Linked DNA regions of Homo sapiens: region 1 is linked to region 2. A link is a contact called in ENCODE Hi-C or POLR2A ChIA-PET data. All regions are on one chromosome and are shown on one strand. The core of a region is the stretch at or near the end of the contact, and the rest is flanking DNA. Distances in the headings are between cores, read along the strand shown. Region 1 holds the start of HROB (homologous recombination factor with OB-fold). Region 2 overlaps LSM12 (LSM12 homolog).

The links. A loop is a pair of places that touch in the nucleus more often than their neighbours do. ChIA-PET counts read pairs that join two places held with the same protein, here RNA polymerase II (POLR2A). Pooled maps may share reads with other maps.
Region 1: a pooled map shows a loop between it and region 2 (2.6-fold over the local background). The contact joins the promoter of HROB here to the enhancer-like site in region 2. A Hi-C loop is called at or near these places in 3 of 50 pooled maps. POLR2A ChIA-PET finds 5 or more read pairs at or near these places in 7 of 52 experiments (A549, CD4-positive, alpha-beta T cell, HEK293 and 4 more).

Annotation. Positions count from the first base shown.
Region 1 is chr17:44,139,331-44,144,851 of GRCh38, forward strand. It overlaps HROB (homologous recombination factor with OB-fold), which reads left to right and starts at 2,600. Exons shown (of 10, transcript NM_001171251.3): 1 at 2,600-2,815. The coding sequence starts at 2,813. RefSeq lists an enhancer at 2,355-2,524 and silencers at 2,825-2,884, 3,131-3,425.
Region 2 is chr17:44,040,166-44,045,719 of GRCh38, forward strand. It overlaps LSM12 (LSM12 homolog), which reads right to left. Exons shown (of 5, transcript NM_001371445.1): 3 at 1-91. Among named protein-coding and RNA genes, the nearest start is that of LSM12, 24 kb to the right of the region's middle. Within about 2 kb of position 1,487, at least 5 of the 41 ENCODE cell types and tissues checked have a DNase peak (open chromatin) inside an H3K27ac peak, as active enhancers do.

The sequences.
Region 1 (5,521 bases), core at 1,350-3,849, 100 kb after region 2:
CAGCGTGGGCGACAGAGTGAGACTCCGTCTCCAAAAAAACAACAACAAAAAAAACAAATTAGGGTGAAATGCATTTGCAAGTATACTGAAATAGATACAAACCCAAGCCATGTGGTTCCCATAACAATTCCCAGCACGTGTTTGCAAATTCAAGTAAGGGGGAAGGGAATCCACATTTGTTGAGGTCCTGTTAATAGGCCAGGCATGGCGTTAGCCATTTCAATGCATTAATTCATTTAATCTCACAACAACCTTGTGAGGAAGATGTATTATTCTTTTTTTTTTTTGAGACGGAGTCTTGCTCTGTCTCCCAGGCTGGAGTGCGGTGGCGCGATCTCGGCTCACTGCAAGCTCCGCCTCCCGGGTTCAAGCGATTCTCCTGCCTCAGCCTCCCAAGTAGCTGGGACTACAGGCGCCTGCCACCACGCCTGGCTAATTTTTTGTATTTTTAGTAGAGACAGGGTTTCACTGTGTTAGCCAGGATGGTCTCGATCTCCTGACCTCGTGGTCCGCCTGCCTTGGTCCCCCAAAGTGCTGGGATTACAGGCGTGAGCCACCGCGCCCGGCTGGAAGATGTATTATTCTTTATTTTTTAATTTTTTTTTTGCGACAGAATCTCACTTTGTTGCCCAGGCTGGAATGCAGTGGCATGATCCCAGCTCACTGCAACCTCCGCCTCCCAGGTTTAAGCCATTCTCCTGCCTCAGTCCCCTGAGTAGCTGGGATTACAGGCGCCCGCCACCATGCCCGGCTAATTTCTTTTTTTTTTTTTTTTAGACGGAGTCTTGCTTTGTTGCCCAGGCTGGAGTGCAGTGGCGTGATCTCGGCTCACTGCAAGCTCCGCCTTCCGGGTTCATGCCATTCTCCTGCCTCAGCTTCCCAAGTAGCTGGGACTACAGGCGCCCGCCACCACACCCGGCTAATTTTTTTGTATTTTTAGTAGAGACGGGGTTTCACCATGTTAGCCAGGATGGTCTCGATCTCCTGCCCTTGTGATCCGCCCGCCTCTGCCTCCCAAAGTGCTGAGATTACAGGCAAGAGCCACCGCGGAAGTGAGCATTGAGTTGCCCAGCCATTCGCACTCCCTCCTGACAAATGGCATCAAGTCATTCAACAAACACTTGTTCAGCCTGGGCAACATAGGGAGCCTTCATCTCTACAACAAATAAACATAAAAAAATTAGCTGGGCTTAGGCCAGGCACAGTGGCTCACGTTTATAATCCCAGCACTTCGGGAGGCCAATGCGGGTGGATCACGAGGTCAGGTGTTCAAGACCAGCCTGGGCAACATAGTGAAACCCTGTCTCTACTAAAAATACAAAAAGTTAGCTGGGCGTGGCTGGGCGCAGTGGTTCACGTCTGTAATCCCAGCACTTTGGGAGGCAGAGGCGGGCAGATTACCTGAGGTCAGGAGTTCGAGACCATCCTGGCCAACATGGTGAAACCCTGTCTCTACTAAAAATACAAAAAATTAGCTGGGCGTGGCTGGGCGCAGTGGCTCACGTCTGTAATCCCAGCACTTTGGGAGGCAGAGGCGGGCAGATTACCTGAGGTCAGGAGTTCGAGACCAGCCTGGCCAACATGGTGAAACCCTGTCTCTACTAAAAATACAAAAATTAGCCAGGCATGATGGCACATGCCTGTTATCCCAGCTACTCGGGAGGCTGAGGCAGGAGAATTGCTTGAGCCTAGGAGGAAGAGGTTGCAGTGAGCCGAGATCATGCCACTGCACTGCAGCCTGTCCTGCAGAGCGAGACTGTCTCAAAAAAAAAAAAAAAAAAAAAAAATTAGCCGGGCGTGGTGGCGGGCACTTGTAATCCCAGCTACTTGGTAGGCTGAAGCAGGAGAATCGCTTGAACCTGAGAGGCAGAGGTTGCAGTGAGCCAAGATCGTGCCACTGCACTCCAGCCTGGGCAACAATGTGAGACTCCGTGTCAAAAAAAAAAAAAGTTAACTGGGTTTGGTGGTGTGTGCCTGTGATCCCAGCTACTCAGGAGGCTGAGGTGGGAGGACTGCTTGGGCCCAAGAGGTGGAGGATGCAGTGAGCCATGACTGTGCCGCTGCACTCCGGGCTGGGTAAGGGAGTAAAGTAAGTCTCAAAACAAAAACAAACTCATTTTCTGAGTGTCTTCAATGTGCCACATGCTGGTTCACAAAGGTGAAAAGCCACAGTCTTGCTCTGAAGCAGTATTAAGTCAAGCAGGGAGGCCGGGCGCCATGGCTTACGCCTGTAATCCCAGCTACTTCGAAGGCTGAGGCAGGAGAATCGCTTGAACCCGGGAGGCGGAGGTTGCAGTGAGCCGAGATCGCGCCACTGCACTCCAGCCTGGGCGACAGAGCGAGATTCGGTTTAAAAAAGAAAAAAAAAAAAGAACGGAAAAGAAAGGGGCGGGGGCAGGATTAGGCATCGTGGGGCCAAGATGCTTGATCTCACCTGAACCAGTGCTGAACCAGCCGACTGGGAAGAGGAGCCGCTTGGGGGCGACCGAGAGCCCATCCGTTTCCCCTTTAAGACCAGAGCGGAAGACTACAGTGAGAAGGCCCTTTGTGTCGGCGGGAAAGAAATATGCCTGCCCCTTTAAGAAGGCGGAGACGCCCCAGTGGCGGCGTCTTCGAATGCGGCCTAAGGCGCCTGCCGCCAGTCTCCTGGCGACTTTCCCTATATCGCAGAGACTCATCCCTCTGACCCCAGCCCGGAAGCACTGTCCCTCGGAGTCCGAGACTTCCACCTGGGTCGTGTCCAAGGCCCCGGCGACTCCCCGGACTCGGGGTGCCGGGCCAACCTCCCCGCCGAGGCCCACCCGCCGTCGCTATGGTAATGCCGCGCCCAGCTTGGGGGCTGGCGGGCCGCAGGGCCCCCTGGCCTCCGGAACTGCTCATGGGGTTCCAGCCCCTCGCCCGCGCAAGTTGCAGGACCGGGGTCTGGGTGGGGGTTCGGCGGAGTCGGGAGACCTGGGCTGTCGTCAGGGCTTGTCATGGACGCGCCGGAGACCCTGAGAAAGCATTCTCCTCCCCCGGGCCTCAGTTTCCCTCCTGTTGCCTTCCTACCCTCCTGGGAAACCCCCCTTTCCAGTGCGCTCAGACGTCACTACCGCTTGGGTCCATCCCTTTCCCCTCCCCGCCCCACACTTTCTACTTTTTTTTTTTTTTTTTTTGGACGAAGTCTCGTTCTGTCGCCCAGGCTGGAGTGCAGTGGCGTGATCTCTGCTCACTGCAACCGTCGTCTCCCGCCCACCCCTTTCACTCTGACCCTTAGAGTCTTGGGAACTGTATCGCCAGCTGTAGCTCCTGCGGCTCTGGCATCTGGGGTTAGGCACCACCTCTGATCTGGGTTTGACACTCATCAGGAACTGGCTACAGCAGCCCTGCTGGCTAGAAAGAAGGAACCGTGGACTGGGGCATCCTACTCTCCTGGGACCCTAGTTTTTGGGCCTTGGATTAGGTAGGGAAACTACTGGCTTCATTTGCAGAAACAATGCCACTGTGCAGACATGTTTGGATTTATGGTAGTTTCTCTTATGTTTGACATAAGATTGGTCAGGCGAAACCTTTGGGATATTGCAAAATCCTTAGGCCCAAGCCAGGGGCCGTGGCTGACACCTGTTTTTGTTTGTTTGTTTTTTTGAGACAGAGTCTCACTCTGTGGCCCAGGCTGAAGTGCAGTGGTGCGATCTCCGCTCACTGCAACCTCCACTTCCCAGGTTCAAGCAATTCTCCTGCCTTAGACTCCCAACAAGCTGGGATTACAGGCGGGCACCACCACCCCAGCTAACTTATTTCTATTTTTAGTAGAGACGAGGTTTCACTTTGTTGGCCAGGCTGTTCTTGAACTCCTGGCCTCAGGTGGTCCACCCGCCTTGGCGTCACAAAGTGCTGGGATTACAGGAGTGAGCCACCATGCCCAGCCTGTGGCTGACACCTATAATCCCAGCACTTTGGAGGCCACAGTGGGAGGATCACTTGAGCCCAGGAGTTCAAGACTGGCCTGGGCAATGTAGTGAGGCCCCGTATCTATAAAAATTTAAAAATTAGCCTGGGCGCAGTGGCTCACGCCTGTAATCCCAGCACTTTGGGAGGCTGAGGTGGGCAGATCACAAGGTCAGGAGTTCAAGACCAGCCTGGCTAACATGGTGAAACCCTGTCTCAACTAAAAATACAAAAAAAAATAGCCAGGCATTGTGGCTTGGCCTGTAATCCCAGCTACTTGGGAGGCTAAGGCAGGAGAATTGCTTGAACCTGGAAGGTGGAGGTTGCAGTGAGCCAAAATCGTGCCGCTGGACTTCAGCCTGGGCAACAGAGCAAGACTCCGTCTCAGGAAGAAAAAAAAAAAAAGAAAATTAGCTGAGCACGGTGGTGCACACCTGTAGTCCCAGTTACTCAGGAGGTTGAGGTGGGAGGGTCACTTGAGCCTAGGAGATTGAGGCTGCAGTGAGCTATGATCTTGCCACTGCACTCCAGTCTGGGCAATAGGGCAAGACCCTGTCTCAAAACAAAAGACAAAAACAAAATGTTTACGCCCATGTGCACAGTCCTGGAGAACTGCCCTTGCTCCCCTAGGCAGCCTTCCCTTTGCCCCCTTTCTTCCCTTCCAGGATTAGTGCAGATGGTTCTGAGTGGATTATGTTACAAGAAAGTTTTTTAATCTTTCTTTCCTTTTTTTTTTTTAAGACAGAGTCTTGCTCTGTCGCCCAGGCTGGAGTTCAGTGGTGCAATCTTGGCTCACTGCAACCTCTACCTCCCGGGTTCAAGCAATTCTCCTGCCTTAGCCTTCCAAGTAGCTGAGATCACAGGCATGCTCCACTAGGCCCGGCTAATTTTTTTTTTTTTAAAGACAGAGTCTTGCCCTGTCGCCCAGGCTGGTGTGCAGTGGTGCGATCTCGGCTCACTGCAACCTCTGCCTCCCAGTTCAAGCGATTCTCCTGCCTCAGCCTCCTGAGTAGCTGGGATTACAGATGCCCACCACCACGCCCAGCTAATTTTTTGTATTTTTAGTAGAGACAGGGTTTCAATATGTTGGCCAGGCTGGTCTCGAACGCCTGACCTTGTGATCCGCCCCCACCTCAACCTCCCAAAGTTCTGAGATTATAGGTGTGAGCCACCACGCCCGACCAAATTTTGTATTTTAAGTAGAGATGGGGTTTCACTGTGTTGGTCAGGCTGGTCTTGAACTCCTGACCTCAGGTGATTCACCAGCTTTGGCCTCCCAAAGTGTTGGGATTATAGGCATGAGCCACCGTGCCTGGCAGAAAGTGTTTTAATCTTTTTCTAAGAGGCGGGTCTCACTATGTTGCCCAGCCTAGCCTCAAACTCCTGGGCTCTAGGGATCCACCCACCTCAGCCTCCCAAGTAGCTGGGACTGCAGGAATGAGCCACTGCACACAGCTAAGTAAGTTTTTTAGAATACTTGGGTCTTTTTTTTTTTTTTTTTTGATACAGACTCACTCTGTCGCCCAGGCTGGAGTGCAACCTCTGCCTCCTGGGTTCAAGCGATTCTCCTGCCTCAGCCTCCCGAGTAGCTGGG
Region 2 (5,554 bases), core at 237-2,736:
AGAGCTGCTGGCCCTCTAGAGAGACACCAGCACTGATTGCATAGGCCTGGCTCAGCTTCTCCTCCTTCTCTGTCCGTGCTTTGCTGGCAAGCTAGGGTGGAAGAGAGGAAAGAGACTCAGAATAGGATTCATCTTCATTCTTGCCAACAGTCAGGACCTAAGCTGAAGAAAGGAGGCCAGGAAAGACTTGTTTGGACAGATTCTGTTTTCTCAGAAATGAAAAGTGAAACAAATTTTAAAAATCCACGACATACCTGAACAGTTACTGGTATTCCAAGAAAACGTTCCTTCCTTCCTTCTAATACTTACTGCATACCTACCATGTGCCAGACATTCACTATGCTAGGCTAAATATAGCCTGAAGTGGGTGGGGGAGACAGACTATAAACAAGTAACTGAAATCAAGGTGATTTCAGACAGTGATAAGCACTAGGAAGAAAATAAAGCACTTTTAACATTATAGAGTGTGGCTGGGGGACTATGTGATGGCAAATGATGGTCAGAGATTTAAAAATATATACATTTCCGGCCAGGGGAGGTGGCTCATGCCTGTAATCCCAGCACTTTGGGAGGCCGAGGCAGGTGGATCACGAGGTCAGGAGGTCAAGACCAGCCTGGCCAAGATGGTTAAAACCCTGTTTCTACTAAAAATACAAAAAAAAAAAAAAAATTAGCCAGGCGTGGTGGCGGGCTCCTGTAATCCCAGCTACTTGGGAGGCTGAGGCAGAGAATTGCTTGAACCCAGGAGAAGGCTGCAGGGAGCTGAGATCGCGCCACTGCACTCTAGCCTGGGTGACAGAGCAAGACTCCGTCTCAAAACAAAACAAAACCAAACAAAAAAAAATACATACACATACACACACACACACTTCTAACTGGGTGCATCACTGAGGTAGGGAGTTCGAGACCAGCCTGGCCAACATGGTGAAACCCCGTCTCTACTAAAATTACAAAAATTAGCCGGGCATGGTGGTGCGTGCCTGTAATCCCAGCTACTCAGAAGGCTGAGGCAGCAGAATCACTTGAACACAGCAGGCAGATGTTGCAGTGTGCCGAGATCATGCTACTGTACTCCAGCCTGGGCAAAGAAGTGAGACTCTGTCTCTTTAAAAAAAAAAAAAACAAACACACACACACACACACACACACACACACACACACACACACAAACACACACACACACACAGAATTTCCATTCAAGGCGAAAATTAAGATTTATCAGCTGTTGTGCTAGAGCCTCCAGTTTAAAAATTAATACATACCACACCTTCACAGACCACAATCTGAGACTCTAAAAACTCTTACAGAACATTATCTGTGCTCACATAGGGAGCCAGGACTCAAGTAAATCTAACCATAAACGCTGTCCACCTTTAACTTTAGCTAAAGGCAACCCTGTCCTGCTTTTGAGAAAAACGAAGAGTCTGAATTCTACGTCATGTCTGTTCCTTCACTGCCCTCTGGTGGAACCATCCACAAACTGATCAAAAGAAAATCTAGTAAAATCTGGTAGTCTACTACAATCTCGTAACTTCTACCCTGTCAATCCCTATCACCTCTCCAGCACATTTCTGATCCCTACCCCACACTACTGGTTGCTAGAGATTCCAGAGGTACAAATTTGTTTGAGTGTAAGACAAAACAAATGTGCTAGACAAGGTAGTTAAAACAAATTAAAGGCAAACAATGCATCTTAAAAGTCCAACAAATAATCTGGAGACTCTTCAGACCCATGAACATGAACAGCTGAGTCTAACAATGCTGCAGCACATGTGCAAACACGCGCGAGAACACACAATTTGTCCCCAAACATCAGTTCCTTAAATAAAAAGAGGCACTGGCTGGGCCCAGTGGCTCACGCCTATAATCCCAGTACTTTGTGAGGCCGAGGCAGGCGGATCACCTGAGGTCAGGAGTTTGAGACCAACCTGGCCAACATGGTGAAACCCCGTCTCTACTAAAAATACAAAAATTAGATGGGTGTGGTGGTGTGCACCTGTAATCCCGCCTACTCAGGAGGCTGAGACAGGAGAATCGCTTGAACACGGGAGGCAGAGACTGCAGTGAGCCGAGATTGTACCACTACACTCCAGCCTGGGCGACAGAGCAAGACTCCGTCTCAAAAAAAAAATGGGGGAGCCATACCTACAGCATATTCCAAAAGTACCTTAATGCTTGGAATCTTCAAACATTTATATTCTGCTTTTACAGTGATCCATCAAACCATAAACTAAGCATAGCTTTTTTTCTTGGGATTGAGTTTCACTCTTGTTGCCCAGGCTGGAGTACAATGGCACGATCTCAGCTCACTGCAACCTCCGCCTCCTGGGTTCAAGCGATTCTCCTGTCTCAGCCTCCAGAGTAGCTGGGATTACAGGTGCCCGCCACCACCCCCAGCTAATTTTTTTTTTTTTTTTGAGACGGAGTCTCGCTCTGTCGCCCAGGCTGGAGTGCAGTGGCGCAAGCTCTGCTCACTGCAAGCTCCACCTCCCAGGTTCACGTCATTCTCCTGCCTCAGCCTCCCGAGTAGCTGGGACTACAGGCGCCTGCCACCACGCCCAGCTAATTTTTTTGTAGTTTTTTAGTAGAGATGGGGTTTCACTGTGTTAGCCAGGATGGTCTCGATCTCCTGACCTCGTGATCCACCCACCTGGGCCTCCCAAAGTGCTAGGATTACAGGCGTGAGCTACCACACCTGGCCATTTTTTTGTATTTTTAGTAGAGACAGGATTTCACCATGTTGGCCAGGCCGGTCTTGAACTCCTGAGCTCAGGTGATCCACCCACCTCAGCCTCCCAAAGTGCTGGTATTACAGGCGTGAGCCACCACGCCTGGCTCCAAGCATAGTTTTATAGCAGAGGAAGTAAACCAAGTGTCTAATTCTTTGTTTATAAAATTAAGCACTTTCTCAAGGCTTAGGTTTGACTATGAAAAAAAAGGAGGCCTTCAATTGCCATGGGTATTCTTGTCCTTGCAAGTTTCAAAGACTGTCTTAGGAAGGAGGAGCAGGCGTGAGCACAGAAGGCCAGCTCACGCTGTCATTTCAGCCTCCCCGGGTAAGAGAGGGAAGAATGGCAAAACCCTGCAGTGATCTGAAGCCAGAGCTCCTTTTTCACAGGATCTCTAGGACATGGAGAGAGACAAATACAGCAGCAATATATATATAATCTTTCAAGACTGGCTGCCATTCTGGCCCTACCAGGCTATAACTTTACAGACAAATAAACACACAGGCTGACAGCATTCCAAGCAGTGGCAATCCCAACTGTAACAAGAAAGCCTTGTAGTTTCTATGGAAAGAGCTGCTGATGATGTATTTTAAGCAGCAACAAGCAACGCTTACTCAAGCACCAAAAAAACCCCGGTAACAAGGAGGAGTTTCCTTTTTTTTTTTTTTTTTGAGATGGAGTCTTGCTCTGTGGCCCAGGCTGGTGCAGTGGTGCAATCTCAGCTCACTGCAACCTAAGGAGGAGTTTCCTTGAATCTTGCTTTCCAAACAATGCCTTAAGAAAATCTGAAGTCGGCCAGCGCTGTGGCTCACGCCTGTAATCCCAGCATTTTGGGAGGCTGAGGGAGGAAGATCACTTGAGCCCAGTAGTTACAGACCAGCCTGGGCAACATAGTGGGACCCTGCCTCTATTAAAAAAAAAAAAAAAAATCTGAAGTCTTTAAGGAAAGAAGGAAAAACTGGAGGGTGGCAGAGCTCCTGGGAAGCATCTAGTGGACAGGCGGGCATTTACCTTATAAGCAGGCTGGAAGATCTCACTTTGAAACCTCAATCCCCTTTAAAAACGTTTATTCCTGAAAATCCAAATCATCTCCGAATGCTGGGTCAGAGAAAGCTGCTTCTATAAAGCTTGTGTTGACTAGATAGTCTGAACGTTCAAAGAGTAAAATGTCGTTGTCACCTACATAGCAGCTTAAAAACATAACATCACCCCATTTAGTAAGAGACAAGAGTTGGCTCAGGAAACCAGGCATCTATGCAGAATGTTTAAGAATGGAACTGACAAATTAAGCTAGAGAAGGGGAGAAAAAAAAGCTGGAAGAAGAGCCACTTGAATTTTTGCCAGAGAGAAAATAAAATGGATATAAATCTCAGCCAGAAGTGATTCTTTAGACAGGCTGAGTAACAATGACACACTGGTTATAGAACAATGATTTCAAAATACACCCCCCACCCCCGCCAAAATACCAGTTGTGCAAGTGCAATCTCCCCTAAAGTCTCCAAAAGCAAAGGAGAATGGACTAGACAATTCTCTATTTCAATTCTAATGCAAACATCCCAAATGCTAAATGATGTAAGGGAGCACTTAGAAAAGTCAGCAGAAATGACTGTAAGCTGACTGTATATATTTTCAGTTTGCCCCCAATATACTCAACCTACAGTAATGCTTTAGGGATCCGGACTCAGCTACACAGATCTGCTTTTACCAGGAAGCTGTACAAATGGGATAAAATCTCCTAGAGAGGACCCCATCAATTAGGGGTCCCCATCAATGGGGGAGACCGCTCTCAATAAAAGAAACTAGAAGTGTTTCCTTTTTTCAAAATTGAGGGTGGGGAGAAGGAGATTACCTTGCCCTTTTTTGTCATGAAAACTCATGCAGAACATGAATATGCCTTCTTTTGTAAAGCAAACGATTATCACTCTACCCTCAATTTAGCTGCTGTACAAATCTAAATTTTCCCACATATTTTTGCAAATGACTATATACCTATAAATGGCCCAATTATTCCAAGTTAGTAAGTTTATGGTTTTTGCCAAACCACTGGAGAGAACCAATAAAAGCTGCCCTCAGTAGAGAAAGTGTAGAATGTGCCTTTTAGGCTTGGGAGGGCCACCAAGATTACTTTTTAAAATCTATTTCTTTTTTTTTGAGACAAAGTCTTGCTCTGTCGCCCAGGCTGGAGTGCAGTGGTGCGATCTCAGCTCACTGCAACCTCCGCCTCCCAGGTTCAAGGGATTCTCCTGCCTCAGCCTCCCAAGTAGCTGGGATTACAGGTGCCCACCACCACGCCTGGCTAATTTTTGTATTTTTAGTAGAGACAGGGGTTCACCATGTTGGTCAGGCTGGTCTCGAACTCCTGACCTCGTGATCTGCCCGCCTCAGCCTCCCAAAGTGCTGGGATTACAAGCGTAAGCCACCATGCCTGGCCTTAAATCTATTTCTATAGTTTTTCCTTTACTAGATATTTCATATAAATGGAATGATACAATGTGTTGACTTACGTCTCTGGCTTCTTCCACTTAGCACATTTCTGAGGTTCATCCATTTTGTTTCATGTACCAATAGTTTTTTAAATTGCTAGGAAGCATTCCACTATGAGGATACAGTTCTACCTTTTATATATTCATTCACTAGTTGATGGACAGTTGATCAAAATCTGAATTGTTTCCAGTTTTGTTTTTTGTGTTTTCTGAAACAGAGTCTCACTCTATCACCCAGGCTGGAATGTAATGGCACAATCTCAGCCCACTGCAACCTCCACCCACTGGGCTCAAGCAATCCTCCCACTTCAGCTTCCCAAGTAGCTGGGACCACAGAAGCAC